Regions from separate parts of the Mus musculus genome. Here regions 2, 3 and 4 are each linked to region 1. A link is a loop called in an ENCODE intact Hi-C map of the cell type or tissue named here. Cell type or tissue: left cerebral cortex. All regions are shown on one strand. Each heading gives the region's core, and the rest is flanking DNA. Links, peaks and the distances in the headings are about the cores only.

The links. Peaks named below come from ENCODE experiments on the same cell type or tissue, not always from the same donor. Only the 100,000 strongest peaks of a DNase experiment are listed, where the experiment ranks them.
Region 2: it touches region 1 in a loop (2.4-fold over the local background); 4 of 42 quality-filtered maps call a loop at or near these places.
Region 3: it touches region 1 in a loop (4-fold over the local background); 13 of 42 quality-filtered maps call a loop at or near these places.
Region 4: it touches region 1 in a loop (3-fold over the local background); 4 of 42 quality-filtered maps call a loop at or near these places.

Annotation. Positions count from the first base shown.
Region 1 is chr5:135,075,575-135,083,056 of GRCm38, reverse strand. It overlaps Vps37d (vacuolar protein sorting 37D), which reads left to right and starts at 4,791. Exons shown (of 4, transcript NM_001199677.1): 1 at 4,791-4,995; 2 at 6,428-6,599. The coding sequence starts at 4,858. In left cerebral cortex, for the core only: CTCF peaks have their summits at 4,509, 4,717 (motif pointing left) and 7,176 (motif pointing right); DNase peaks (open chromatin) are centred at 4,426, 4,732, 5,299 and 5,666; H3K4me3 peaks cover 1,887 bases; H3K27ac peaks cover 766 bases.
Region 2 is chr5:135,180,675-135,188,156 of GRCm38, reverse strand. Baz1b (bromodomain adjacent to zinc finger domain, 1B) reads right to left here and starts at 834. Exons shown (of 19, transcript NM_011714.2): 1 at 401-834. The coding sequence starts at 507. It overlaps Bcl7b (B cell CLL/lymphoma 7B), which reads right to left. Exons shown (of 6, transcript NM_009745.2): 6 at 6,305-7,319. The coding sequence ends at 7,227. In left cerebral cortex, for the core only: CTCF peaks have their summits at 772, 1,006 (motif pointing right), 2,345 (motif pointing left) and 4,403; DNase peaks (open chromatin) are centred at 375, 1,027, 1,258, 4,722 and 1 more place; H3K4me3 peaks cover 1,930 bases; H3K27ac peaks cover 2,734 bases.
Region 3 is chr5:135,004,940-135,012,421 of GRCm38, reverse strand. It overlaps Abhd11 (abhydrolase domain containing 11), which reads right to left and starts at 3,123. Exons shown (of 6, transcript NM_145215.2): 1 at 2,583-3,123; 2 at 2,305-2,440; 3 at 1,362-1,535; 4 at 1,042-1,212; 5 at 757-938; 6 at 247-535. The coding sequence starts at 2,710. The coding sequence ends at 403. It overlaps Abhd11os (abhydrolase domain containing 11, opposite strand), which reads left to right. Exons shown (of 4, transcript NR_026688.1): 4 at 90-300. It also overlaps the pseudogene Rps29-ps. In left cerebral cortex, for the core only: CTCF peaks have their summits at 3,023, 3,639 and 4,339 (motif pointing left); DNase peaks (open chromatin) are centred at 2,560, 2,721, 3,382 and 4,020; H3K4me3 peaks cover 2,294 bases; H3K27ac peaks cover 2,002 bases.
Region 4 is chr5:135,189,090-135,196,571 of GRCm38, reverse strand. It overlaps Baz1b (bromodomain adjacent to zinc finger domain, 1B), which reads right to left. Exons shown (of 19, transcript NM_011714.2): 2 at 1-100. Among named protein-coding and RNA genes, the nearest start is that of Baz1b, 5.5 kb to the right of the region's middle. In left cerebral cortex, for the core only: CTCF peaks have their summits at 4,703 (motif pointing right), 5,862 (motif pointing left) and 7,095; a DNase peak (open chromatin) is centred at 4,714; H3K4me3 peaks cover 483 bases.

The sequences.
Region 1 (7,482 bases), core at 2,483-7,482:
GTCTTAACAGGAAGAGATAATCAGTATACAGAAAGTACCAAAGAAAATAGCTGAAGAGTGGAGTTGATGCAGTCATCTTTGGGCTTTTCAAATTGTTTCTTTTTGTTTCTTTACAATGGCATGTCTTTTTTGTTTGTTTGTTTATTTGTGTTTGCTTTGTTTGTTTTGTTTTGAGACAGGAACTCCCTGTTGTGTAGCTCTAGCTGGTCTGGAACTCACTCTGCAGATCCGGTTGGCCTTGAACTCACAAAGATCTGCCTGTCTGTCTTTGCTTCCCAGGTGTTGAGATGAAAGCCATGTGCTGCCCCACCGGCCCCACTCTGTGATGGGATGGATGGTGTTCAACTCAGCCGGGTTTGGGAAAGGGAACACAGTAGCTAAGGAATTAAGAGGCCACATGGACCTTGAACAACACTCTACCCTTTCCTCCAGCCCTTAGACACCTGTCTGTCCATCTGTGTGTGTATGTATGTGTGTATGTGTATGTGTGTTTGTGTATGTGTATGTGCTTGTGTGTGTATATGTGTGTATGTGTGTTTGTGTATGTGTGTGTGTATGTGCTTGTGTGTTTGTGTATGTGTGTGTATGTGCTTGTGTGTGTATATATGTGTGTGTGTGTGTGTTTGCGTATGTGTGTGTGTATGCATGTGTGTGTGTGTACATGCACATGCTATATGTGGGTCAGCTTTCAGAACTTGATTCTCTCCTGGGGTTCAGCTCATGTCCTCAGGCTTGGTGACAAGTCTTTCCTCACTGAACCATCTCTCAGACCCTTGTTTGCTTTAGGAGGCAGAGTCTTCCCGTATAGCCCCACGTGAGTGGGACACAGGCTCTTCCTGCCTCAGCCCCTGGAGTGCAGGGATTTACAGGTGTGTGCGCCCCTCATTCAGTCTTTAGCTGAGTTTTTCTTTCTGCCCACCCCATAGCTAAAGAGATGCCTGGGCGCCGACTATGCTACCCACAAAAAGGACTGCCAATCATTTGGGAGTGTGAAAATTTGGTTCTGGGAGTAAGGACGTGGGTTATGACCTTAGCTTTGCTTCGTGGTGGGAAGGGAGTAAGGGGACTAACAGGGTGGGCTGAGGTAATGGAGGACACAAGAAAGGTTATCCACAGGCAGGACTTTCATCGTCATGGGGCCGTGGTGCTGCATGCCTTTAATCCCAGCACTCGGGAGGCAGAGAGGCAGGAGGCTCTCTCTGAGTTTGAAGCCAGCCTGGTCTATATGGAAAGTTAGGGAGTTCTTGGCCAGCTAACAAGACTGTATCTGAAAACAAATAGGGCTGGCGAGATGGCTCCGAGGTTAAGAGCTGGCTGCTCTTCTAGAGGACTCGGGTTCGGCTCCCAGCACCCACGTGGCAGCTCACAACTGTCTCTAGCTCTTGTTTACAGCAGCTGAGGTACACACATACACACAGGCAAAATGTATATACTAAAAGTAGTTATGGAGCTGGAGAGATGGCTCAGTGGTTAAGAGCATCGACTGCTCTTCCAGAGGTCCTGAGTTCAATCCCCAGCAACCACATGGTGGCTCACAACCATCTGTAATGGGATCTGACGCCCTCTTCTGATGTGTATCTGAAGACAGCAATATAAATAAAATAAATAAATCTTTTTAAAAATTTTAAAAAATAAAAATAAATGAATACTATATTTTGAACAATTGGAATGGTGCTATTCCTCCATGAAGCCCCCAAGCTTTTTGTTTTTTCTCACGTTTCTTTAATCTATATTTCCTCTGCTCAAAAATAATACACAAACAAGTATAAAACTTGTGGAGTGGGACATACTGGCCTACACCTGTAATGCCAGAATCCAGAGGGAAAGGCTTGGCTATGTGATGAGATCCTGTGTATAAAATAAAATAAAACTAAGACTGAAATCTAACACAGTGGTAGGGCCCCTGCCTAGAATCCCCCAGTGAGGAGTGAGGGGTGTGGCTCAGTGGTAGAGCCCCTGCCTAGAATCCCCAGTGAGGGGCTGGGGGCGTGGCTCAGTGGTAGAGCCCCTGCCTAGAATCCCCCAGTGAGGATCGAGGGGCGTGGCTCAACAGTAGAGTACTTGCTTTGTATGGGTAAGTCCTCTGTTTCTATTCCTACCGCCTCAAATTTTAAAAACTGGAGCTAGGGTGGGGATAAAAGGGAGTCGGTTAAACAGAAACTAAGGTGAACGAGTCAGACAGAAGCCATCAGAACGGACTAAGGGGCTAGCCAGTCACCTCAGAAGTGAGAGCTGAGGTGATCCTCAGATCAAGGCAGCATCTGTCTGTGTTGACTTCTGAATGAAGAGAGGTCACACTCTTCCAGGAGGCCAGAGAGAATCGGGACAAAGGGCAGGCACAAAGGGCATCCTGGGAAATGGGGCAGGAGAAGCAGAAGTATCTTTCTAGGATAGACATGGAGCTCTGGAGAAAAGCATGGAAGGTCTGGTGATCTTTTTTAAAAAACAGAAAAGAAAAAGAAAAAGAAAAGACATATTTATTGCTAGAGATGGTGGTGTACGCCTTTAGCCCCAGCACTCAGGAGACAGAGGCAGGCAGATCTCTGTGAGATCCAAGCTAGCCTGGTCTACAGAGTGAATTCCAGCCAGAGTGAATTCAACCCACAGCCATGGTGACACAGGAAGCTGGGAGAGGGCATTAGATCCCCCATGGAACTGAAATTACAGGCAGCTATGAGCCACCATGTGGATTCTGGGTCCCAAACCCTGGTCCTCTGCAAGAGTAGCAAATGCTCTTAATTGCTGAGCAATCTCTTCTGTCTCTAGGACTTGAGAGGGGGAAGGAGGAGGAATAAACAGAAAGGCAGGACCCTCCCTGTCATCTCCCTCACAGCTAAGGAGGAAGGTTAGTAGCCCAGCGTAGGAAGGGCCAAGGGAGAGGCAGACAGGAGTTCCCTAAAATGCTCCCAGAAATAAATAGCCAGCTTGGAAAAAGCAGACTAGGGCGCTCAGAGATGGACTATGGATGACAGTCAAGGGAGAACAGAATGGCAAACTCACAGGAAAGGATAGGCAGGAGCCCGCACTGGGAGGCAGAGACAGCTTCCAGAGGTAGGGTCCTTTCATATGAGTGGATTTCAGTTATGGCTAAGTTAGAGCAGATATGGTGGTGCGCACATGTCATCTTAACACTTGGGAGCTAAGGCAGGAGGATAAAGCTGGATTAGAGACAGCCTTATTGAGCTCTCTTGGTCCCTATGCCTTGACTTACAATCTTCTCCAGAACTCCTATTCAGCCTTTGAAACCCCATTCAGTTGTCACCTCTTCACATAAGTCTTTATGATTGGCTGGAACCAGTCATGTGCCTTCATAGTGGGGAGTGAGTGAGTGTGTGTGTGTGTGTGTGTGTGTGTGGTGTGTGTGTGTGTGTACAGGGAACACATTCATTATATATGTGTACGTGGCAGGGGGAAGATGCACATGGAAACAAAGGTCAACACCCAGCTGTTGTGACTGCTTTTGTTTGTTGGTTTGGTTTTAGACAGGGCCTGGACCTCATAGATCAGGCTAGGCTGGCTGACCATGGAACCCCGGGAGTCCAGCTACCTCTGCAGTACTGTGAGTAAGAACCTGAACAACCATGCTTGTTGGTTGGTTGGTTGTTGTTGTTTTGTTTTTCCCAGACAGGGTTTCTCTGTGTAGCCCTGGCTGTCCTGGAGCTCACTCTGTAGACCAGGCTGGCCTCGCACTCAGAAATCTGCCTGCCTCTGCCTCCTGAGTGCTGGGATTAAAGGCGTGCACCATCACGCCCGGTTTGTCTGGCTTCTTACCTGTGTTCTAGGACTTGAACTCGGATCCTCCTTGTGGTATGACAAACATTTCACATCTCTCTTGCTCCTACCATCTGTATTTTTGGGACAGAGCCTTTCTATAAAGCCCAGACTGGTATCAAAATCTAGATAATCCCCCTGCCTCAGTCATCATAGTGCTGGGATTATGCCACGTCTGCCTCTGCCATTCTGTGTTGCACTAAATGAGATTGTGCCTTAGCCTGTGGACTCCTTGTAGATGGGGAACAAGGATTGTCAATCAGAGTAATAGGACTTCAGGAACGTGATGTCATCTTTTGAGATTTTTAAAATCTGTTTTATTTTGTAAATTACCTTTTATTAATTTATTTTCTTGGTGGTGTTGGGGATGGAATATAGGGCATTGTAAACACACAGACTATGGCTAAGCGCCACTAACACTCTGTGACGCCTCGGTATCTCTAAAGTAACAGAAACTCAGGAAGTTAGTTACATATTCACCTGCCCTGCCCCAAAGGCACTCAGCATTCGCTATCTCAACGTTCATGGTGCTTCAAATCCCCCATTTCACAGATGAAAAAAACTGAGGCACAGAGGATATGAATGACGTGACCAAGTTAGCAGCCAGACAGGGGCTTTGGCGCCCAGCCCAACTCAGAGAGCTGTAGGTATCCAAAGAGGGGGATGTGAAAGAACCTTGCAAACTGTAGGCTCCTGGGGTGGGAGGGTCCGCGGTGAAGCGTGGCAGGATGAAGGGGCGAGATGAGAGGATATTTGGATTTCGAGACATAGGTGGGAGGATGGACTTCGGGAGAGAGCCCGCTTTGAGCGACAGGTTTGCTATGGCTCGGGAACACCCCGGCGGGAGATCTCCGGGTGCGGCCCGCCCCCTATCTGCCCCACCCCCAGTCTGGCCAGCCGCGGCGGCTGCCCCTTTAAGAGCGGTCAAGGCGCCCCCTGGTGGCAGAACGCGGCCAGCGCAGCGCGCGGCCGGAGCTGGAGCTGGAGCCGGAGCCCGGAGCCCGGAGCGGAGCCGGAGCGGAGCCGGGGCGGAGCGGGGCCGATCGGGCCGAGCCAGCAGCCGAGCTGGGGGCGCGGGCGGGCGGTATGTACCGGGCCCGGGCGGCGCGGGCGGGGCCGGAGCCCGGCAGCCCGGGGCGCTTTGGGATCCTCAGCACCGGGCAGCTCCGGGATCTGCTTCAAGATGAGCCCAAGCTGGACCGGATCGTGCGGCTCAGCAGGAAGGTAACGCGGGGGGCGCGGGCAGGAGGAGGGTGTGGGGGGATGGAGAGGTCGGGCTGCGGCCTGCGGGGACCCGGAGACCCAGCCAGCGGAGGCCACCCCCCTGGAGCTGCCAGGCCTCGGGATCATGGGAGCCTGGCACGTCCGAGTGGGCCCCGCGGAGCCGCCCCCGGGGGATGGGGGGCGCCCCGATCCAGCCTGGGGCGAGTGGTGCGGAAGGGGGGCGCCCGGGGATGCACCCGTGCACCCCGGGATGGCCGCGAGGCGTGCCCTCCCGAGGATGCTCCGGGGAGGTGTGTTCTGGGGGGCGGGAGGTGGAGGGTGAGCTGTGTTGTGGGGGGCCCTGGCTCAGCACACCCACGTTCTGTAGGGCCAGAAAGGGGAGGCGCCTTGTTTGGGGGGGGAGAACTGAAGGCCTGCTTGACACCTGGGGTGGGGAGGATAGCTGGGAAAATGGGGGGGGGGTAGTAATGCATTAGATGGGGAGGGGGCTTTGTGTCTGCCATTGGGTATGGGTCTTTGAATACAGAGGCTTGTATTCTGTAGGCCACCATAAGAGAAAGTTGTATATTTCACGGGAGACATAGGCCCGGGCTGGTTGTCTGTCGGGAGGGGGGTACAGAAAGAGAAAGTGTGTGTTACAAGGAGCCAGACGAGGAGGGGCTTGTGCATGGATCAGGGGACAGATGGAGGGAGCGCATTCTCCAGGGGCGGGGAGCTAGGCTTGGCCCTCCTAGAAACAGGCTCAAACAGCCGTCTTCAGGGCCCCAGTGCTGCCTTCTGCTAGGTGAGCAGCTAGCAGGGGCAGGGGACCACAGAAGCAAAGGGGGTGTGTGTTGTGTTCGCGGGGGCGTGTGGGGTTCCACTAGAGGGCCAACAAGGGGGTAGAAGAGATGAGAGGGTGACCTGAGTGGGGGTTGCTGGGAAGGTTCGGGGTGAAAACATCACTCCCCCAAGAGTCAGAACAGGGGGTGGGGATGCTTTCCACACAAACACCTGAGGAGGAAGCGAGACAAAGGCCTGGTATGAGAGGCAAGCTGTCCAAGCGGAGAAAATGGGACAGAGGAGGGAGGGGGGAGCCCTCCGGGACCTAAGCAGACATATTAATTGAAAAATTAAAAATTAACTAACATTTGTAGAGGCCTTCATAGTTTGGTTCACTTAAGTCTCACAACAGCTCGGTGAGCTAGGCGGGTTTTTTGTTTTGTTTTGTTTTGTTTATGTTTTGTTTTGTTTTTAATTGTAGTAGAAACTGGGGCCCAAAGAAAAGATGCAAGGCAAAGCCTGGTCCCTCCACCTGTTGGTCCTGTCACCCTTGCAGGTTGGGGGCTCCGGGGTGCCTTTGGCCAGGCCTGTGGTGGGTGTTGTGCAAGGGTGGACTTCAGGTGACCCTGGGCAGTCTGAGCCCAGGCCTCTTAGCTCTCGTCCACCGCAGTTCCAGGGTCTGCAGCTGGAACGGGATGCCTGCTTGGCCTCTAACTACGCGCTGGCCAAGGAGAACCTGGCCTTGCGGCCCCGCCTGGAGATGGGTCGGACAGCCCTGGCCATCAAGTACCAAGAGCTTCGAGAGGTGGCTGAGAACTGCGCAGACAAACTGCAGAGACTGGGTGAGGGGCGGCCCAGGAGACCTGCTTGGGGCGGGGTTGGCCTTAATTCGTGCCAAGTTCTTAAGGGTGGGACTGGGACACACCTACTCCTGGACAAAGTGTGAAGGGAGTTGGTTTTGGCCTCCTGGAAGAGTGAGGTGTTGACCTGTGGAGGAAGCAGGCATGGAGAACTGGGCTGGGTCCCCCATTGTGTGTAATCCCAGGATTTGGGAGGCAGAGGCAGGAGGATCACAAAACTTCAAGACCAGCCCTAGGTTATGTAGGAGGTCTTGATCAGACTGCTCTGTGTCTTGAGGGGAGACTCTGCATCAAAACAAAAACAAACGGTTGTGTTGAAGAGACCCTGGGCAGTAGAAGAAAGGAGACCCAAGCCAGGCATGGTGACATATGCATATAGTCCCACCACTTGGGAGGCAGACACCGGAGGATCAGTAGTTCAAGGCCAGCCTTGGCTAGAGTGAGTTTGAGGCCAGCCTGGGCTACCCAAGACCCTATCTCAAAAACAAAAACAAAAACGAAAAACAAACCAAAAGCCAACAACAAAATCTCATCAAGGCTGAGGATGGTTCACTAAGTAATGACACTAGGTGGCAAGCTTGAGTTTGCTTCCCAGGACCTACAAGGTGGAAGGGGAAAAGACCAGCGCCTAGAAATTGACCTCTGACCTCTACAACTCTTGAGTGGTATGTGTGTGCCCACCCACATACACACAAGAACACAAAGTAAAAATGTTATTTAAAACAGTTTAAAAAAAACCTAACATCAAAAGGCTGGAGAGATGGCTCCGCATTTGAAGGCACTGACTGCCTCCAGAGGACCTGGGTTCAAACCCCCAGACCCACAGAACAGCTCACAGCTGTCTGTAATGCCAGGCTCTGACACC
Region 2 (7,482 bases), core at 11-5,010, 110 kb before region 1:
AAACTTAAACTTGACGGTTTCATTTCTATGAAAGGAGAGAGAAATAAAATGCGCAAAGGGAACCCGGCTACCCTCCCTAGTCATTTAGGGCCCGAAGCCAAGTTGGGGAGGAGGGGATTGGTGTTGCGATCACCACCGAGGCCCCGGGGACAAAGTAAGGGGAAAAGGGATGGAGGCGCGCGGTTCCGGGAAGGACGGCTGGAGACGGCCCGGAGGGATCTCGCCGCGGAGCTCCCAAGCCCGGGTAAAGCAGGGCCCCGGGCATCACGGCCCGCGGACGGCCCCGTGCGGTGACAGCTGCCCCGCGAGCCGCGCGCGGCCCATTCGCATCTCGCCATCTCCATCCCTCGCCCTGCGCAGCCGCGGCCGAGCGTCCACACCGCGCGCGGAGAAAGGATACTCCCGGGTGCGGAAGGCCTCCTGAGTGTGCGGGATGGTGAAGAGCGGCTCCTCTCCGGGCAGCGGTTTCACCAGCGGGAAGGGCTTGCGGCCCAGCAGCGGCGCCATCGCGGCGGCGCCGGCAGGGGACGGAGCGCCGAAGGCTCGGCCGCTCTGCTGCGCAGCGCTAGGCCCCGGCAGCCCCGGGGCGAGCGAGCGAGCGAGGCGCCTGGCTCCCGGGGCGATGGGGGAGGGGAGGGGTGAGAGGGCGGCGCGAACTCCGGCTTCCCTCAGAGCTGGCGGGACCGCGCCACGGCCATGGAAGCCAGGGGGACGCCTCGAGGGGAGAAAACGGAGAGATTCTCCTCGCCCCTTCCGGCGCCTTTCACCTCACGCCGATCTCCGCCGCGGCGGCCGCCAGTCACGACTCCTCTCCAGCGGGCACGGGAGGAAATTATTGAAAAATGGCGGGAGATTCCCTTCCTCCCCCCCGCTGCCGGGCCAGCGCACAGACTAACTTGCTTCTCCGTGGCGCCCTGGGGCGGAGGCTCCGATAGGCGGAGGGCTCGTCGGCCTTCGCAGCCTATTGGCTCAGAGAGGCTGCCGCTCCGAGGTCGAGTCCCGCCCCCTGGGCTCCAGCCGCGAAGTTGAGTTGCAGCGCAGCAGAGGGCAGTCTGAAAAGGTGAAAGGTCACGTTATGTAAGAGCCGGGGACGGGCGTGCGGGCCTCCAGTGGCGGACTTCAAAAGTAATGGGACAGCAGTAGGAGGGGGAGGACGAAAAGCGGAAGACTCAAAGAGGTCAGAGCAAAAAGCCCTGTCACTGATACAGACATTGCGCCATCTGTCACCGACGGCGACACCGACATCCGGGCACTCACTGTCCGTGTGCTGCGCCGGAGGGGGGAGGGGGAGCGCGCGGCCAGGGGCTTTGTCTTTCCACTCGCGCTCCGCCCCCCTTCTTAAAGGGGCCGCGCTCGGCCACGCCCGGGGATGCGCGGGTGGAGCTGTACTGGGCGGGAAGTAACTCAGGCCCTCTCCAAACTGAAGTTCCGCATTGGGGCGACTAGGACCCCAACCTTCCCCGACGCGGCATCACTGTAATTGAGAAATGGAGATTAACAGCCTGTTTTTTAAGGACTACAGGGAAGGATAATGAAGAACTTTCTTTAAAAATATGTGGAGGAAGAGCCGCAGAGCAGACTCAGGGGCTAAGATCTTGTACTCGTTCAGAGGACCCAAGTTCAATTCTTAGCTCCCACATCGGGTAGCTGGAACCTGCCTCCGGCTGCAGCTCCAGGAGTTCCCATTCCTCTTGCCTCCTCAGGTGCACGTACTCACGTGCACGTAACATCCCCCACCACGTGTGCACACATACACAATTTAAAAATAAATCTTGAAAGTAAAATAAACGGAAGAATAATAAAGAAGGTTTTCTGTATGTACATATGTAAAAGACTATATTCATTCATATATATGTGTGTGTATATATATATATGTGTGTGTGTATATAGTGCAACTAAGTGATGCAGGTTTTTGAAGCTGGACGGTCCTAAGTGAGTTTGTGACTAACCTGGGCTACAGTCTTACAGGCTGAATAGCAAATCCCTATAACAATAAATAAATAAAGCTATGTTAGAAAACATATGTATTAAGCTCATGGGGCTGGAGAAGTGACTCCGCATGCAATTAAGAGTTCTTCCAGAGATTCTGGGTCTGATTCACAGTTTTTGTGTTGGAGGATCACAATCGCCTGTGACTCCAGAGCAGTAGATTCTTGCAACCCTGTATACATACCCCCCCCATACACATAATTTAAAATAAAAATAAATGTACTATTAAAAAAGATGGGCCTAAAGGGATGGCTTAAGGTTAACACATACTGCTCTTGCAGAAGACCTGAGTTGGATTCCAGCATCCACATGCAATGGCTCTCAACCATTACTAACTCCAGTTCAAAAGGTCAAAGACGCTCTAGCGCCCTCTTTTGGTCTCTGAAGGCATGTGGGCATGCCTTCACACCCCCACTCCACCCCCACCTCTTCACATAAATAAGTACATAGTGAGACTCTGAAACCAACAATAACAATAATAAATTTAAATGTATAGTTCATTAATTAAAATCCTATTAAAGGATATGTATGTATAAATAAATAAACGTTGGGGCCAGAGATATGACTCAAAATTAAGAGTACTGGCTACTCTTGCTGGGAACTAGAGTTTGAGTCCCAGCACCCACATGGTGGCTCACAACAATCTGTAAGTTCAGTCCCAGAGGATCTGACACTCTCTTCTGGTCTCCTTGGGCACTGTACACATGTAGGGCACAGACACACAGGCAAAACATACATTCACACACAGACACACACACAAGAAAATAATAGTAAAAGCTGGAGAGTTGAGGATCTGATACTAGGTGGTCGTGAAGATCAGAATGCCAGCACTGGGAAGGAGAGGCAACTTGTCAGGCAGGACTATGGCCTATCATAAAGGGGGTGGAGTAGGGACAGGAAGCAAAAGAAGGAAAGGAGAAATGAAAGAAAAAAGGGAAGGTAAAGAAAAATGCGCTTACTGGGCCGGGACAGAACCACCTGGCACTGCCATCCTGGTTTTGTGAGACAGGTTCATGCCATGTAGCCAGGCCAGCCTCAAACCACAGGCCTCCTGCCTCAGTCTCCTAGCTGCATCCACCTCTCCTCTGTACCTTGGATTGCTCATTGCCTTCTGAATCTTTTCTTCCAATTGTTCTAAGCACACCCATCTGAAGTGGGAATTTGAGGGTTCTTTGGAAAGCCAGTTGTGTTGGATGGTGTTTTGCTGGGGCAAACATGTGAAGGAATGTTTCACTGAAGCAGACATGTGAGAAAGAATGTTCTGCAAGCTTGTGAAAGGACATATGATGAAGGATTCTTCACTAATGACACACATGTATCGGTCCACCTTATATTTTGTAGTTGGGCTACATTTGTCAGGACTCCATAGAGAGAAATACACCAAAAAACTCAAAGGACTCAACAGACAATAACAGAGGCTGAGCTTGCTTGCTGGGATAGCCGGCTGAGCAATGCTTGTTAGTATCCACTCTTCGCTGATCTTCACTTCCTCATGAGAGGTACAGCTGAGAACTTCTGCTTGTGTTCCTCCTGGTCCCTTCTGCTAACTAGTGCTGAGACTACAAAGTGAGTTCCTGAACAGCGAGGGCTATACAGAGAAGTCCTGTCTCAAAAAAAAAAAAAAAAAAAAAAAAAGCATATATTGTTTATATGTATTTGTGTAATAATGAGTTCATCAAACATTTTCATAATAAATATGTATATGTGTGTGTGTGTGTGTGTGTGTGTGTATTTCTTTTGAGACAGGGCTTCTCTGTGTAGCCCTGGCTGTTCTAGAACTCACTCTGTAGACCAGACTGGCCTCAAACTCAGAAATCTTCCTGTCTCTGCCTCCCAAGTGCTGGTATTAACTGCCTGGCCTGGTTTGTTTGTTTGTTATTTTAATTTTGGTTTGGTTTGGTTTGTTTTTGGTTTTCCGAGACAGGGATTCTGTGTGTGCCCCTGGCTGTCCTGGAACTCACTCTGTAGACCAGGCTGGCCTCAAACTCAGAAATCTCCCTGCCTCTGCCTCCCATGTACCACTACAGGGACCTACTTTCATATTTTGTTGTTTTTGGTATTATTTTTGGTATTATTATTATTTTGCTTCATGTTTTGTCTTGTTGGTTTTGTTATTGTTATCTTTGAGGGTTTGCTTTTTGTTTTTTGTTTTTTTTCTTTTTGTTTTTCTTTTTCTTTTTTTTCTTAACCTCCTTTTGATGTCCTGAACTAATTACCAATGGTTGTGAGCCACCATGTGGTTGCTGGGAATTGAACTCATGACCTCTGAAGAGCAAACAGTCCTCTTAACCAGCCCCTTGTTTGTTTTTCTGGGGGGGGGGGGGGGGAGGGGAGGGGGCGGAGAGAGTGAGAGAGAAAGAATGCGTTTTGTGCTGCCCCCTAGCAGGAGCATGGATGAGGGCTTATGTACAGGCCACCACACCACTGAAGATGCTGCTCCCTCTCCCAGCAGCTTTGACTCTCCTAGATTCCCAGGGAGGGGCAGGCCTTTGAGTCCCTCCCCCACCTCTGACAGAATGCACAACTCAAGGCTTTGGATTTGTTTTTGAGGCAGGATCTCTTTCAAGCCAGGCTGGCCTGTCTTACTGTAAAGCTGTGAAAATGACCTTAAACCTCTCATCTTCTGGTTTCGCCACCCAGAGCCTGGCTCACAGGTGTGGTGTGCTGCCCCATTTCTGCTGTTCAGGGCCTCTGTCCAACTCGAGGCTTCTCGAATGAGAGGCAAGCTCTCTCTACCAGCTGAGCTACACCCCCAGTGCAACTATTTTTTTTTCTTTGTAAATCATAATTTTAGCATGATTACTCATTCCATGTAGGCTCTGTCCCATTTGAATAAACAAATTAATACTAAAGGACAGAGATTGAAGCCAGCAGTTTCTAGGGATCCTCTACAGACCTCCTCCTGTGTCTGCTCCCCAGTTAGCAGTCGCTGGTTTCCTGCCGGGAAAAGCGCCATTTAAAGCTACATGACCAAGCTGAATCTTTTGTTATTATCTTATTTACTTTTGAGAGAGTTCCAAGATGTAGCTCTGGCTGCCCTGGAACTCTGTAGACCAGGGCCTCAAACCCACAGTCACTTGCTTTTTGCCTCTCTAGTGCTAGGATTAAAGGTGCATGCCACTATGCCCGGCCAAGTTTTACTATTTATGTGGATGAGTGTTTAGTCTCTGTTTATGACTGCACTACAGGTGTGCCACGCTCTCAGAGGCCACAAGCAGATGTCATAGCTCCTGGGACTGAAGTTACCCTTCATTGTTAGCATCCATGTGGGTTCTGGGAATTGAACCCGAGTCCGCTCTAAAGGAGTGCTCTCAACTGCGGAACTGAGTTTCCAGTTCCTTCTTCGTTTGTGAGACAGGGTCCTTTGGAATCTAGGCTGGCCTAAAGGATCATCCTAAACTTTTCTTTTCTTTCTTTCTTTTTTCTTGAGTCAGAGTGTAGCTCTGGCTGACCTAGAACTATGTAGACCAGCCTTGAATTCACAGAAATTCTCCTGCCTCTACCTCTCAAGTGCTGAGATTAAAGGCATGTGCCACCATGTTAGGGCTGACCCTGGTCTTCCTGCCTACCCATCTCCAGTGCCACAAGTACACTAGTGTGCCTTGTTTCAAGTGGTATGGAAGGTAGAACCCCTCTGGTCATGAACCATGCTGCAGGTGCTGGGAACTCAGCTCAGATCGTCTGTAAGAGCAGTACGTGCTGCCTGTAACCACCAAGCCACCTCTCTCTCCTGCCTAGGAATGGATGTATAGAACTTATGCATGCACATACATACATACATACATACATACATACACTAGATCCTCACGTATGACGGGTGTTCACATGAGTGTCAGCACGTGTACCAGGGTTCATATGGAGGTCAAAAGATCACCTCAAGTTTGGTCCTTGCCTTCCACTGTCATTTGGTCATCTGTGTAGTCCAGGTTAGCTGGCCCTTGAGCTCCCAGGAAGTCTGTTTCTGACTCCCACCTCACATAGGAACACAGGGATAATGGACGGCAGTCCTCTATCTGGCCTTACCTAGGTGGGGCTGGAAATCGTCCTCACTCTCCCCAGGTAAAACGCTTTACCCACTGCACCATTTTCTCAAGCCTATTTTCTTTGTCTATTTTCCTGAGGCAGGGTTTTCTCAGAAAGCCGAGTCCAAACCTCCAGATTCTCCCGCCTCAGGCTCTTGAGGGCTGGCATTCCAGGCCGGGCAGCCTTGAAAGCATTTACATTTGAAAGGGCATCCAGTGGACAGGATGCTGTCACAACCACTCACCCACCCAACTCAGCTCCCATAACTTTGTAGAAAGAAGCTGTCAAGTACTAACAAGACATATTTCAAAGTTTAATTTTAAAAATACTCTATTCAGTGCTAAAATAGGTCTTCACTTGCTGTTACCCATTTCCATTTTCTTAAACTTTTCTTTTTTCAGACAAAAAATAAAATCATAAAGTTTAATTAAACATGCAGATTTTAAAGAAAAAGGAACTTTCTAGAAAGTCTGAGCTGAAGGAGTACTGGGGCAGGTACTGTGGTCAGAACCTCCAATCATGGCTGGGGTTTTCTGCAGGAGGAGGTGGGGACGTTGGAATGAAAGGACGGGTGAATAGAAAGCTTCAGGTGTGCTTAGTGAGTGTGAGGATGCAGCAGAAGGTTCTGGCAGGCACAGGGCTGGGAGCAGCTGGGGCATCCAACAGAGGCAGGTCTGCCTCAGGCACAGGATGCATCTCCCATGGGTCTTCTGCCCAAAGGTGGCGAAAGCCCCTCCGTCCCGGAAGAGCCTCTCTCCGGTGTTCTCCACATCTCTACCGGTCAGTCCCTCTCCCAGCAGCAGCCTGCAGGGCCTGGCCCTGTGGCAAAGTCCATACTCCACAGTCTCCATTCAATTCAAGTAATCCTAGGCACTCTTCTCTCAGGTGGGCGCCTTCCACACCTTTCTCCCCGTGGCGGCGCCAGCAGCTCCGTGCAGTGGTTCTGGAGGTGAGAAATGAACCCTGATGCTCTGGCCTACTTGGGCTACAGAAAAGATGTGAGCGCTCCTTTGCTCAAGAGCAAGCAGACACAAGTGTCAGGAACAAGAAGATGGTGCGACGACCCCACGCCCTCCATCAGCCTTCTAGCCCAGAGGGCTCCCACGCACAGGCTCTGGACCCTAGTGCTTGCCCGGACCCCAGCATCAGAGCTCGGCCAGACCAGAATGCAATAAATAGAGGCAGGGGCCAGGAGGCGAGGGGCCAGGACGGTGCTAGCTTTCCGACGTGGTCTGCGGTACTACAGGTTGGTCCACACAGAATCTCTTCAAGGGCGGAGCACCAGAGTCCTCCTCTTCCTCAGTGGTCTGGAAGTAGCAGGACAGGGTGTGATGAGCCACCCCGAGCAGCCCTGCCCATTCACCACACTGCAGCCTGCAGCCTGCCCTCTGCCTGCTTTTAGGTGACCAAACCCTGCCCCTATTCTAGAACCAGTGACTGTTTTCCCAGCAGACTCTACAGCCTAGCATA
Region 3 (7,482 bases), core at 1,374-6,373, 70 kb after region 1:
GAGCCTCTGAGTCGGGAGTCTTGGAAGACGCCCCTCCGCCCCTCCGTCCCCAGGGATTGCCTCGGACCTGCTCTCTCTCCCGTGCCCAGGAAGACATGCAGCATATGGTTCGAGAGCGGGTGCGGAGTCAGCTGCAGGGAGAGCCCAGAGGCACCCTGGGAACACACGAGAACACAAGCCCGGGCAGAAGTTCCTGGATTCAACTCTCCCGGGGTCAGTGGGGGCGACGGTGGTGAAAACGGATCCAGGGCTTAAAGGGGAACTGTCTTTATTCATTAAAAGTGTTGGGCCACTTCTGTACTCCTGGACCCTCTCCGTGCCCCTGAGTTTTTCTGTGCAGAAGCAAGATGGCACAGATCCCAAGCCTAGAGTCCCCTGGCTGCTCTTCCAAGGAGCTACTTCTTAAGCCAAGAAGCTGGTGACAGCATCCATGAAGTCTTGGGGTTTGTCGCTGTGGACCCAGTGGCCAGCGTTAGGCACGGTCTGAATCTGGGCTTGAGGGAAGAGTCGCCTAATCTCTGAGTGGTGGCTGGGTCTGGCCGCCATAGTGAAGCCAATGGAGAGGGAAGACAATGGAGAGGTGTGGGGAGAGGGAGAAAGGGAGAGAGAGAGAACAGGAGAGAGAGATGTGCATGAGCCTTCATGCGCAGTGGTATTGCCAGGCTCCCAGATACCCCGCCTCCCCTAGCCCACGCAGGCTCCCATAGCTGGTGGTGGGCAAAGCATGCCCCTTCCTATGGTCCCACACCGGCTTACTGTACATATGTAGAATTTCCACCAAGCAGGAAGAGAGTTGGCCCCGAGTAGGGTTCACGTTGCTGAGGAAAGGTCATTATCTTGTCCAAGTGCTGAGCTAACGTATCCAAGTTCAGTCTCCAGGAGAATCGCCCACCCACCTCTACCAGGTTAGTGAGCAGGAACTGCCGAATGCCCGCTTCCTGTGGGGAGACCTGGCAGCTGTGAAGGGGCTCCCTGTGAGGCCCACCCACCACTTTTCCTCTGACACACACCATGGGGAAAGGGGGGGGGGGCGTGCGTCACCTTGACAACCGAACTAAGCTGCTTATCCGCCAGTTTTCGGGCTTGGGAGTGCGGCACCTTCTCTGGGATCTCAACAGCCTTCATGGCTGCTATGAAGGCTCCAATGTGTGATCCAGGTGTGGTTCCTACCGGGCTTATGTCTACAACAACCAATCGTTCCACAACATCTGGCTGGGAGACAGAATCAGACCAGAGCAGGTCCCAGACAAACTCTGAGCCGCCAGCAGAGTTTCTGGACCTGGCCATCCAAAGTGTGGATGAGTCCCACGTTATCAATGGGCTTAGAGTGCATTAAGAGGACCCAGATAGGTGTAGCTTACCCTCTGCAGTGCCAGGAGCATGGCTGTCTTTCCTCCCATGCTGTGGCCAACGAGGACGCAGGGCACCAGACCCAGCTGTGGAAGGAGGCCCTGAAGGTCCTGACTCATGGCCTCATAGCTTGCGTCTGGACTGTGGGGGCTGTCACCGTGGTTCCGGGCATCCACCGTCAGCACCTGCGATGGGGGTGAAACAGGAATGGTGTTACTTTGACTACAGACAACGAAAAGCCTGATAGGGTCCACAGAGCAGCTAGGGAGAGAAGTCTGGAGACATAAGTATGTGTGTGTATGTGTGTGTGTGTGTGTGTGTGTGTGTGTGTGTGCGCGCGCGCATGCGCACGTGCAGAGGTTAATATTGAGCAACTTCCTTAGTTGCTTTATTATATACACACATGTATGCATGTGCGCAAGTTATATCTTCGCAAGCACGTGCCATGGTGTACATGTGGAGATCAAATGAGAACTTCAGGTGCCAAGGAGAGAGGGCATGCAGACCAAAGGAGGATCAGAGTAGTCAGGGAGCAAATGGCTTAAATGGCTGGGTTAACAGGAAAGAGACGCTGGGGGACGGGAAGCCTCTGGACTGGAAAGGTTTATAGTAAGGGGTCGGGGGTAACAAGAGCAGAGAGCTGCCACTCGTACTGAGTAAGCCAGGAGGCTAGAGTGTGCTTTGGCATGCTAGTAGGTGCCACAAAATTGTCCCAAGTTTCTTTGGGACCTGACAAAGAGACCTGTTATGTCTCAGTAACATAAATGGACTAACTGTGGGGCATCTTACAGGACCAGGCCTCTTCATAGATGTTTTACGGTTTACTGGGCACTGAAACTTTCCATTTTCAGGTCACCAAGAGCCCAGACCTGAGTGATTGAAACTAGGTCCACTGCCCTCAGCCTTACCCCTTAGCCCCCGCCCACCCATGCACCGCCCCATCCGGAAGCTCACCCTCCGGCCAGTCCTCTGAACCATTGCCTTGGCGAGGGAGTTGAAGTTGGTTTTGCTGCCGAAGAGCCCATGCAAAAAGACGATGGCTGGGAGTGTCGCGTCTCCATCTAGAAGATTATAAGACAGCGGCAGCGGCCTGGAAGGTGGGGGCCACCATGGAGTAAGGGGGAGGAGAGAGTGAAAGAAAAAAGGGGCGAGGCCAAAGGAGAGGCGGGGCCAGCTAAGCCGCGTGCGAAGTGGACCAGTGGAGAACAACCCTCCCAGTGCCCTTGGCTGACCTCAGATCGGCGTTTTCTTGGCCACTACTGCGGCTGCTACAGAACGTGACAGGAACCGCCAAACGCCTGGGAGAGGAGGCACCGAGTACCCCACGGGGGACCCTCCACGCTCGCGCCCAGCGGAGCATGCCCACAGCCCGCAAAGTGTGCTTCCTAGGGCTGTCCTGCGCACGCTCCGCCTTTCAGAGCCCTGTCTATTCCAACTAGGGCTCCGCCTTTTCCCCCGCCCCCCCCCCATCGAGGCGCCACTTTAGGCCACGTGGTCTAATGTATTCCCGGAGTCAGTTCAGCCCCCTCCCAAAGCAGAAGCTTCTTGGACGCAGCCGCTAGACGACCCCAGCCCTTGCACGTTACACATTTCCTGCAGCCACTTTGAGCCTGGTCTGTAGGACTAGCTGGCTTGGTAACAGGCTGGGCGTAGCCATACAGCGCTAGCCCTGCCCCCTTGCGCCACTACGCAATTCCTACAGACGCTGTGAGCCGCTTAGAGACCAGTTCCCGACCAGGACCAGGGAAGCGCTACGTGGGACTGGTCCCTCCTCTGGGACAATATACAATCCCCTTTAGATCTGTGAGCCCCTGCCACGCCCTGGACGGGGTCACCAACTGGCTTGTTCTTCGCACCGTCACTCAACCGTCGTAGCCACTGCCAGGCACCCGGACGTAGGCTTCTTAGCCACACCTTGCGGAGCCACCGGGGACTCTGGGACCGCCTCCTGCATCATTACGTAATTCCCACTTTGCATGCATCTGCGAGTTCAGTTCCTTGGCCACGCCCTATCGTAGGCGGGGCTGTAAGAGGCCCTTGCACGGTTTCGCAACATTTTAAACTGCTCTAGCTCCCGGAATTGGACTCCTTGACCACGCCTTGGGCGGAGCTACCCGATTGTGGCACCGGCTTTTGCGCCATTACGTAATCCTGCCGGGTTCTGTGCACACTTCCCTGAACCCCTTGACAACGTCGTAGGCCACGCCTCTTCTTTTAAGAGCTTCTTAGTCTTCTAGTGTTTCCCTACTGGCGATCAGAGGTCCTCAGTTCGAGGCGCAAGTGTGGGGCGTGTCCCTAGCAAACTGAGAAGTCCTTTCTCGGCTGGCGAGCGGACCCCACCTGGCCTGCTCCTCTGTCCTCAGGCACCGCCCTGGGTGGGTACCATGCTCTCTGTGCCTCCGGCATGGTCAGGAGGCGCCAGGAGTGATTCTTGTTCCAGCTCCCGCCAGCTCTCTGGCGCCTTGCTCCGTAGTTGGGAGCCCTGTCAGGCTCCCCAGAGCACGAGTGCTTTGTCTCTCTGTCTCCTCACAGGAAACACCTAGGAGGAAGGGGCTTTCGCTCGATCTCCTCACTTAATCGATTAACTGAGGTGCAGAAAGGGCAAAGGATTGGGCCAACAGGCAGAACCAGAGTCTTAGTCCAGTCTTCCGTTCCTGGTCCAGGTCAATTTGAAAAACCAGGATTAAACCCTTAGCCAGGGATTTGTACTGTAGTTACCTGCACTGAATAGAGATGGCTCCGGGCCAGGTGTAGTGGCTACAATTTTAATCCCACACATTGGTGGCAGAGGCAAGCGGTTCTCTATGAGTTCAAGGCCAGCCTTGTATATAAGAGTCCAAGAACATCTAGAAATGCATAGAAAAACTCTGTCTCAAAAAAGAAAAAAGGAAGGAAGAAAGAGCCCTCATTAACAACCCGCCATTAGCAGAGAGTGGCAACCCTCTGCCCAGACTGCACCGCATTCTGCACCCATTTCCCCCAGAAAGCCTGCCCCCTGCTGTCTCCCCTCATAGTCTAGGGAAAGTCCCCGCAGCCCTCTTCTGCTGCGGTCCATCCTTTAGCAGTTCCGGAGCTGGTTTGGTCATAGCAAACACATCTGCTGGGGCGCCTTCAGGACTCCTTGTTACTGAAGTAGCACTTCAAACCCTCCAGAGTCCTTCCCAGCATCCTCAGCCGGGCACCAAGCCTCTGGCTCTTAGGTCCCTTTTGTTCTTTGTCAGCGCTGGTGGCCTTCGGTGCCACTAGTTGCCTAGACACACACACACACACACACACACACACACACACAGATTTATTTATTTTGCTTTATGTGTCTGAGTGTTTGCTTGAATGTATGTCTGTGTACCACGCCTGTACCTTGTGCCTTCAGAGTTGAGAGGAGGGCATAGGATCTCCTGGAACTGGAATTGCAGGTGGTTGTGAGCCACCCTGTGGGTCCTGGGGACCATACTCCAGCAAGAACATCATGTGCTCTTAATTCCTGAGTCTCCAACCTGTCTTGGTTTTGAGACAGGGTCTCTTTATTATACAGCTCTGACTGCCCTGGAACTCACTATGTAGACCAGGCTGGCCTCAAGCTCACAGAGATTCATTTGCCTCTGTCTCCAGAGTGCTGAGATCAAAGATACGTGCCTACACCTGACAACTGGTTTATGGTTGTTGTTTGTTTGTTTTGCTTGATTTTAGACAAGATCTTATGTATCCTAGGCTGGCCTTGAACTCCTGATCCTCCTGCCTCCATCTCCCAGATTCTGGAACCCCAGATGTTCCTTTTTGATTGTTTTTGTTCTGTTTTGAGACAGGATATCAGTATGCAACCCAAGGTGCCCTCACATGTGTGTGTCGGTCCAGAGCTTATGCATGATCCTGTTGCATGATCCACACTGAGTGTCCAAGCCTGCATCACCACACCTGCCTGCCTTAGATTATCTTTCTATGGTTATCTATTGAATAAACGCTGTGTTATAAAGTGATTTATAAATAAGCAAATCCCTCTCACACAATACATTTTATACTTTCAGTATCAAAAAATATGCTTTCTGCACTTATTCACTATCAAAACCTAAAGATCCGTGACAGAGTTAGAACTAGAAAACAGTTATCTTTGTATCCTCTTCCAGTTTTTGTGTCCAGTGCCTGCATTCAGTCCTTTCTTGTGACCTATATTTGCATGCTCTTTCTTTCTTTCTTTCTTTCTTTCTTTCTTTCTTTCTTTCTTTCTTTCTTTCTTTCTTAAGTTCTTCACATTTTTATTCTTTGTGCACAAAGACTAGCATGATCGGTTCCACTTGGTAGTTAGTCGAACAATCCATTCAAGGTCGCTTAGTCCAACTTAATGACGCCTATGTCCTTTGAGTACTGACAGAAGCACTGGCGGCACATGTTCAGCCCGTATTTGTGGATCAGACCGTGGTGGTTAGAGCAGATACAGCAAGAGCGGGAACCCTGGCTGACCTTCCGTGGGTGACTCCAGGTAGAGCTGCTGGTGACCCACCTTGCCTTCAGACGCCCAAGGAGGGAAAAGGCATGCCCTCCCTCCCTCCCTCCCTCCCTCCCTCCCTCCCTCCCTCCCTCCCTCCCTCCCTCCCTCCCTCCCTCCCTTCTTTCTTTCTTTCTTTCTTTCTTTCTTTCTTTCTTTCTTCTCCTTCTTCTTCTTTTTGGTTTTTTGAGATAGGATTTCTCTGTGTAGCCCTGGCTGTCCTAGAACTCACTCTGTAGACCATGCTGGCTTCAAACTCAGAGATCCACCTGCCTCCTGTGTTTTGGGATTAAAAGCGTATGCCACCACCACCCCACCCCACTCCCATTTATGTTCCTCTGGTTCTCACGTGTACATATGTTGCATATCTACATATTTTATTGGCTAGATTTGCGTATGACAGAGAGCATGTGGCTTTTCTTCCTCCTGCGATCCTGTGCCCTTTAAATATATTTTGCTGTATTTTATGGGATGTGTATATGTGTTTGGCCTACATGCATGTCTGTGTACCACATGCCTGTCTGGTGCCTGAATGTACCAGAATAGGACATCAGATCTCCTGGGACTGGAATTATGACCGTGAGCCACCATGTTGGTGCTAAGAATCAAACCTAGGTCCTCTGCAAGTGCAGCCACTAAATCATATCCTTTATTTTTGAATGGTACCAAGGATTGAACTTAGGGCCTCCTAGCCCTCTTTTTACCTTTGACTTTGAGACAGAGTCTTACTAATCAACCCATACTGGCCTTGAACATCTGGCCCTCTCACTTAGCCCCATGGATAACAGGAATTATAGACCTGAGCCACCAAGCCTCGCCCTGTTTTAGGATACAATGTTAACTGCTGTCTCTCTCACCAAGCATCCACACTTTAACTTTTATTTTCCAGACAGGGTTTCTCTGTGTAGCCCTGGCTGCCCTGGAACTAGCTCCATAGACTAGGTTGGCCTCCAACTCAGAGATCCTCCTGCCTCTGCATCCCTGAGACAAAAGGCATGTGCCACCATACTCAGCCTGACACTACTCATTTCTAGCCCACATTCACAAAGGATTTGACTATAATTTAAGTCTACTAAAGGACCTCCAAGGGGCTGGGGCGATGGCCCAGCAGATGCAAGTTCTGACTGCTCTTCCAGAGGAACTGGCTTCATTTCTAAGCACCCACATAGCAGCTCACAACTGTCACTAACTCCAGTTCCAGGGATCCAATGCTCTCTTCTGGCTTCCAGGGGTACTGAATGTGCACAGTGCACATCGGGTCTCGGGTCTACAAAGGAAATTCCTGGATAGTCAGGCTTATAGAGACCCTGTCTCGAACAATCAATCAAGCAAACAAAAACAAAAGAATACAGCTCAGTGGTGGAGTCCTTGCCCTGTTAATTCATGATTTCCTGAGTTCAAACTCTAGCCCCCTACACAAAAAATGTGGCGTACTGAAGAGGGCTGAAGAAATACTTAGGCAAAATTTCCTTAGGTGTCCAGTCAAGTACCAACTAACAGGAGACTGACCAGGGATACGCGGGCCCATCTTTCCTCCACCCTTCAGGACAAGGCTGAAACAGACCATGTTCTAACTCCCAGGCTTCCCTCCAGGGAAGGGGAGCTACTTCCTTCTATTCCGAGCTCACAAAGAATCCGCACTGGGCTGAGTA
Region 4 (7,482 bases), core at 2,366-7,365, 110 kb before region 1:
TTCCTCTTCCCAGGCCTCCTTGTGTGTTAGCTGACTGCTTCCTGTACTCTTACACGTCCAAATGCGTTCACTGTATCTTTCCAGGCGGGCTTCATACTCTCTGTCAGCAGTGGCTCAGGAAAACAATATTCAAGCAACAAAACACCCAACATATACTCAGAAAAGACATATCTATATTATAGAAAAATGCCCAACTATCTTTTCTTTAAGGTAGAACAAGAGAAAATAAAAATGAAGTCTATTTAGTCATAAATCCAAAGTATATCATAATTGAAGAATGATAATAACTGGTCACATTTTTGTTGTTGTTGTTTTTCAAGACCGAGTTTCTCTCTACAGCCCTGGAACTCTGTAGATGAAGCTGTACAACCATACCCAACAGGAATACGGACTAAGATTAAGTGAAACTAACACAGCTTAGATAGCCAAATAGTTTAAGAATCATTCCACAGGGGCTCAGGAGTAAGAGCTCATCAGTTAAGAGCACTTGCTGCTCTTCCAAGGAACACCCTCATGGTAACTCACAACCACCTGTAACACCAATTCCAGGAGATTCAGTACCTCCTTTGGACCACTTCAGATACCAGGTACTAACATGGTACATGCACTCACACACTTACTTACACACACACACACACACACACACAAAACATTCATTTTTACATACAAAATGAGATAAATAAACCTAATAACATTTTAAAAAATCTGTCTACAGGCTGGGCGGTAGTGGCACACACCTTCAATCCCAGCTCTTGGGAGGCAGAGGCAGGTGGATTTCTGAGTTCCAGGCCAGCCTGGTCTACAAAGTGAGTTCCAGGACAGCCAGGGCTATTAAAAAAAAATATATCAGTCTACAGTTAAGATGACTACATCAAAGTTTGAGATAAATTCAGACTAGTGACTCTTTACCACCAGCCTTTCTATCTACCTTGGAAACACCTGTTCCTTCCTAAGGCTTGAAAAACAAATTCCAAGCTGGGACTGTCATGCAGTAGGGCATCTGCTTAAGCCGGTATCACAATTCAAAGTCAGTCAGTCAAATGCATGAACACCTAACCTAAAACCTAGCTTTGATAAACTATTTATTCCAGTCTTCATGTTGGCCCTGATAACACTGAACTCACAAAGCATTTAGTAGTTGTTCAGTCTTCCTGAGTGAGACGGGAGAAGACACGACACTAGTGCCTTACTATGGCAAATTCCTGCCATCCCAACTGGAACTCACTGGCAGGCAGGCATACTCAAATTCAAATAACAAGCAACTAGTTTACTTCTGTGTACCAATAGTAACAGATGCTATACAAGAAAGAAAACTGAGCTGCAACTAGAGTCACCTGCCAATCCCCGTATGTTCCACACATGTTTCATCTTGGCTCAACGTATTTAAAGTCAGTTGTGGCATCACCTATAATCCCAGAACCTAGGAGGCAAGGGCAGGAAGATCAGGAGTTCCAGGTCATCCTCAGTTACACAAGGAGTTTGAGACTAGCTTGGGCCAAATGAAATCCTGCCTCAAAAAGCAAAAACAAAACAAAAGGGGGTGGGGGTAGGGGTTAGCCTGTTAAAGGGTATTGAGTCAGCAGCCCCGATTCTGTTTTAGATTTTAGGTCACCAGAAGTCAGTCACTACAAGTAACCACTCACAGAAAATGTCAACTGAGGTGCTTCTGTCTCAGCAACTGCTGCACATGTAATCGAGACAAAATGTCAAAGCAATTCTCAAAAGGTTAAGCAATCTATAACTAATCAGGTACTTTCAAGTCCTTGACTATATCATTATACACTTACTTTTCTTGACTCCAAGAACTTTTCTCCTTACCACAATATACTGCTTTATTCTCTTCAACCTAATAAGGCTGGTTTCTTTCAAAAGTACCTGACTGTGGTTTAATTGAGAATGGTCTCAAGAGGGCGATACATTTGATGCTTGGTCATTAGTGCGTAACTACCTGAGATGTAGTAAGAGTCGGTGGTAGGTGTAGATTTGTAGGATAAAGGGTCAAGGAGGTGGGCTTTGGGGCTTCAAAAACCACAAGCCAATCCCAGAGTCCTCTCTTCCTGTTGCCTCCAGATCTGGATGCAGAAATGTTACTGTTTGCTTGCCACCTTATTCCTGCCATATTTCCCACCATGACAATGGATTAAACCTCTCAAACTGTAAGTAGCCCCAATTAAATGTTCTCTTTGATAAGCGCTGCTGTGGTCATGGTGTCATTACAGCAACAAAACACTAACCAAGACACTGAAAGTCTGAAAAGTGGTCCAACAGCATATGAAGACTTAAGTAGTAAAGTAAAATACTTAAAGTAAAAGGGCTGGAGAGAGAGCTCTGTGGTTAAGACCACCTAATGTTGCTACAGAGAGCCTATGTTCTGTTGCCGGAACTCATTCACAACCATCTGTAGTGCTCCAGGAAATCTGATGCTCTCTCTGACATCCAGACACTAGACATGCATGTGGTTTGGTGCACATACATACATACATACATACACGCAGGAGAAATCCCCATACACATTAATTGCTCAAAAACAAAAACAAAACATGCAACTAAAGATGGGCGTGGTAGCACACACTTACAATCCCACCAATCCTGAGGCTGGACCCTGTCACAAACAAACAGAACAATAATCCTAAGAGTTCTAATAGCGCCAACTCTCAGATTTGCTTTTTAATTCTATCTTTTCTCTCTTTGGATCACAGTGCCAATGATCAACTGTAATCTGGGATCATGTATTAAGTCATACATTTGTAATTTCAATATATGGGAGGGAGAAGCAGGAAGACTGCCCCATGTTGAAAGCTAGCCTGGGCCACACAGAAAGTTTGAAACCAGCAGGGGCTATAATTAAACAAACCCTACCAAAACAACAATTTGGGGATCTGAAGAGACGGCTCAGTGGTTAAGAGCACTGGCTGCTCTTCCAGGTAATCTGGATTTTATTCCCAGCACCTATATAGTGGCTCACAAACATCCTTAACGCTAGTTCCGGGAGATGTAACCTCTTCTCTTCTGGCATCTGAGGGCACCAGACATGTACATGGTGCACAGATATATATGCCAACAAAACACAGATAAAGTAATTGTTTTTTTAAGTTTTTAAAGATTTATTCAAAATCAGGATTGGTGACCCACAACTTTAATCCCAGCACTTGGAGGCAGATCTCTTGAGTTTGAGGCTAGCCAGGCCTATCAGGCATGTTCCAGGACAACCAGGGTTCAAGAAATCCTGGCTTAAAAAAAATATTCAGAACTATAAGTTAACACTATTTACAGCTACCCAACTCTTCAAACATGCTCTACTCAGTCTGTTTAGAGCCAGATTTACTGTACAAATAATGGCCCCTCAGTAAACCATATAAGAGTTCCCAGAGCATACTACAAAGTTCCTAAAACAGTTGTTTCTAAACTTGAGCACACATGACTACTGATGCACACAACAAAAGCATGAGTCTACATTAGGCTGTCGCTAGCTCCAGCTCCTGCTTCTTTTGAAACCCAGTTTTACTTAACAGATCTTATGACCAAATATCAAAAGCTGTTGGAGGCTAAAGCTGGAGGGGCTGCCTAAAAGCTCCAGGCCAGTCACAACGGTCAAAATCAAGTAAAAGCCAGCCTGGGTTCCATAAGCCAGACCATAACTCCAGCTGAGTCAGTGGTGGCAAATGCTTTTAATCCCAGCAATAGTGAGGCAGGGCAGGAGGATTGCTGGGGGTTCTCAAAAACAAACAAACACCAAAACAAAACAAAACAAAAAACAGAGTGGAGGGCTAGACATGGTGGCACATGCATTTGGGAGGCAGAGGTAGATGGATCTCTGCAAGGCCAGACACAGTGAGACCCTGTCTCAAAACAAACAGGGCTGGAGAAATGGCTCAATGTTGAAGAGCACTGGCCACTCTCAAGGAGGATCTGGTTTCAATTTCTAGCACTCACATGGAAGCTTGAAACTGTCTGTAACTACAGTCCCAGGGGATCCAACCCTTTCTTCTTATCTCCATGGTTACCATACACACATTTATGTCCATAAACACTCAGACACATAAAAGCAACAGCAACCAAAAATATACACCAACCTGACTCTAATCAATTAATGTTATTCTAGTAAGTGTCTTGCCTATGGTACTACCCCTACGGAAGACTATCCATAGGTACAAAGGTAAAGTGCAATTGATAACCTATGATAGTGAAAACATACAATCATTAAATTCGTGTATTATCTGAAACTTCCAGTTTCCTTCTTTTAAGATTAAAAATTTTGGGGCCGGAGAGATGGCTCAGAGGTTATAAGCACTCACTGACTGCTCTTTCGGAGGTCTGAATTCAATTCCCAGCAACCACATGGTGGCTCACAACCATCTGTAATGGGATCTGATGCTCTCTTCCGGTCTGCCCTAAGACAGTGAAAGTGTACTCACATACACCAAATAAATAAATCTTGAAAAAAAAAATTGGGGGGCTGGAGAGATGATGGCTCAGCAGTTAAGAGCACTGATTGCTCTTCTAGAGGTCCTGAGTTCAATTCCCAGAAACCACATGGTGGCTAATAAACATCTGTAATGGGATCTGATGCCCTCTTCTAGTGAGTCTGAAGACAGCTACAGTATATTCATATACATAAAATAAAATGAATCTTATTAAAAAATTTTGAGTGTGCTGGTGTCTGTGAATGAAGCATGCCATGTATGTGTAGTACCCACAGAAGCCAGAAGAGGGCATTATGCTCCCTTGGAGCTGGATTTACAGGTTTTGAGCCTGCAATCCGGGGTTTCTATGGTAGACCTATGGTAGTGCTCTTAACACTGCCATCTCTCCAGCCCTTCTGTTTTTGAGAAAAGGTCTCCCTTGTAGCCAGGCTGGCCTAAAGCCCCCTTTCCTCCTGCCTTAGCTTTGGAATGCAGGGATTACAGCCATAAGCGGCCAGTAAGCTTCCACTGTCAATTAATTCAATGAAGGCATACAAGGTACCTTTTAAGAACATACTCACGGCTTTAAGTTAAAATAGAAAAAGTTGTTATAGCTAAACATGCAGTCAAAATGAGGAGAAAATTACTCTTATTAAAATATAACCCTAAGAGCTGGTGAGATGGCTCAGTGGTTAAGAGTGCCGACTGCTCTTCCAAAGGTCCCGAGTTCAAATCCCAGCAACCACATGGTGGCTCATAACCATCCATAATGAAATCTGATGCCCTCTTCTGGAGTGTCTGAAGACAGCTACAGTGTACTTAAATATAATAAATAAATGAATCTTTTAAATATATATATGTATAACCCTAAATATAAATTGAGGAGTGGTGATACTTCCAATACAGCTGTTGCTCAACCATACATCTGCTATCCTCTATGGAACCACTCATAATGAAACATGCCAACCAGCCAGCCACACGGTCCAGAACTCAAAACTACTCTCAATATGCTCCCTGCTTCTGGGAATTTCCAGGAGAGCAATTTCCTCTAAATATCATCTTTTAAAAAATAATTCATTTATCTAAAAGTCCTAAATACTGGTAGAGGAAATTCTAAACAAATGTCTATTAAATGTATACCATTTAAAATGGTTCAGGTTTCAGTTTTCATTAAGAAAATGTTTGCAAGATTAGGGAAACAGTACTATGATGGTGCCTGCTTGCTCCACAATGTGCATCAAAGCATATACACCCAACCCACCTCCAGACAATAAATAAATAATAAACAATGCCTTTGTTAATAATTCTAAATTAGCTGGCTATGTTTCAAATGTCTCAGACTTACCTCTGGGGCTGGTGAGATGGCTCAACAGGTAAGAGCACTGACTGCTCTTACAAAGGACCTGAATTCAAATCCCAGCAACCACATGGTGGCTCACAACCATCCGTAATGAAATCTGACTCCCTCTTCTGGTGTGTCTGAAGCAGCTACAGTGTAGTTATATATAATAATAAATAAATCTTAAAAAAAAAAAAGACTTACCTCTGATAATATTAGTATGACCATCAATAGGTCAAAGAATCAGCTGGGTATGGTACCATGATACCAAGGATAGCAAACCTCGGAGTTTAAACCAGTCTGGACTTGGCCAGTCAAGGTTGCATAGTGACACCCTGCCTAAATAAATAAGTAAGTAGATAGATACATAGATAACTGACATGTAAGGAGACTATGTCAGAGTCCCAGGAGTAAGTTTTACTCTACTGACATCATGAAAATAGTTTTAAAAGCAAGTATGGTACCTTTAGAATAATGTACTTCATAGAACTAAATACACCTTATATCATCTAATTATAACACAAACTGACACAGAGTAGACTAATATCTCAATAAAAGTGTGGGGGTGGCTCAACAGTTAAGAGCACTTGCTGTGGAGCTAGGTTCAGTTCTCAGCTAACACATGTGGAAACCATGTATAGGCACACAGAAGGTTCACACATATAAATGTAGGCAAAACACTCATGTCCATAAAATATATAAATCTTTAAAAGAAAAAAAGTTTTGATTCAGTTAAAAGCAAAGGAGGATGTGTGGCATGGTGGCACATGACTATGACCCTAGAACCCAGAAACTCTTCACTTGGGAGGCTGTCGCAGGATTCAGGAGCTCAAAGGCAACATGGTGTGTGTCAGAGCCTGCAGAGCACATGCAGGGCCCTGGGCCCCATCCTGTACCACAGTTCCTGTTCTTCCCTTCATTTATTTACAGTGACATCCTTGAAAGAGCACTGGATTGTAATCCCAACATTCATCATTTATACACAAGAGTCCATGAACTTTAAACATACCGACTTCAATTCCCTTGGGCCCACTGGGCAAGCAGACAGGAAATCTGGACCACCTCTAAGACCCTTTTCAGCTCAGAAATGCCATAAGCATACATAAGCAAACACCTACATGGAGGCCAGGCATGGTGCTGCAAGAACCCTTTCATCTCAGAACTTAGAACAGGTATGGAATGGCAGATCTTTAAGTTTCAGGCCAATCTGCTCTACAAAATGTTCCATCCTTGACAGAGCCACACAGTGAGACCCTACTGAAAGAAAGAGAAAACAAAAACAAAAACCCAACTGGGGCTTAGAGTCAACAGTGAGGTTAAGTGCACAGAACCTGGGTTCAATCCCCAGCACCCTCACAGTAGCTCACAATCCAAATCTGGCCTCCAGGGTGCTCCAGACACACAGTGCTCCATAGACACATAGGCAGGGAAACATCTATACAGACAAAATTAAAAGGTGGAAAATAATCTCTGTAGGTGGACACTGCCTTTCAGAACTGATGCTAGAAGGGCTGAAGCTGTACTGGCTGGTCCTGAGGTCTATTAATCCCAGATACTAGGGAGGCTAAAGCAGGAGAACCAAAAGTTCAAGGCCTGCCTAAGCCACATGGTGAGTTCCCAGCCAGTCTCAGCAATTTTAATGATGCCCTGACTCAAAATAAAAAACCAGAGGGCCCAGGATGGAGCTTACTAATAGTGCAGGGCCCTACGGTAAATTCCCCAAATATTGAGGAAAGGAAG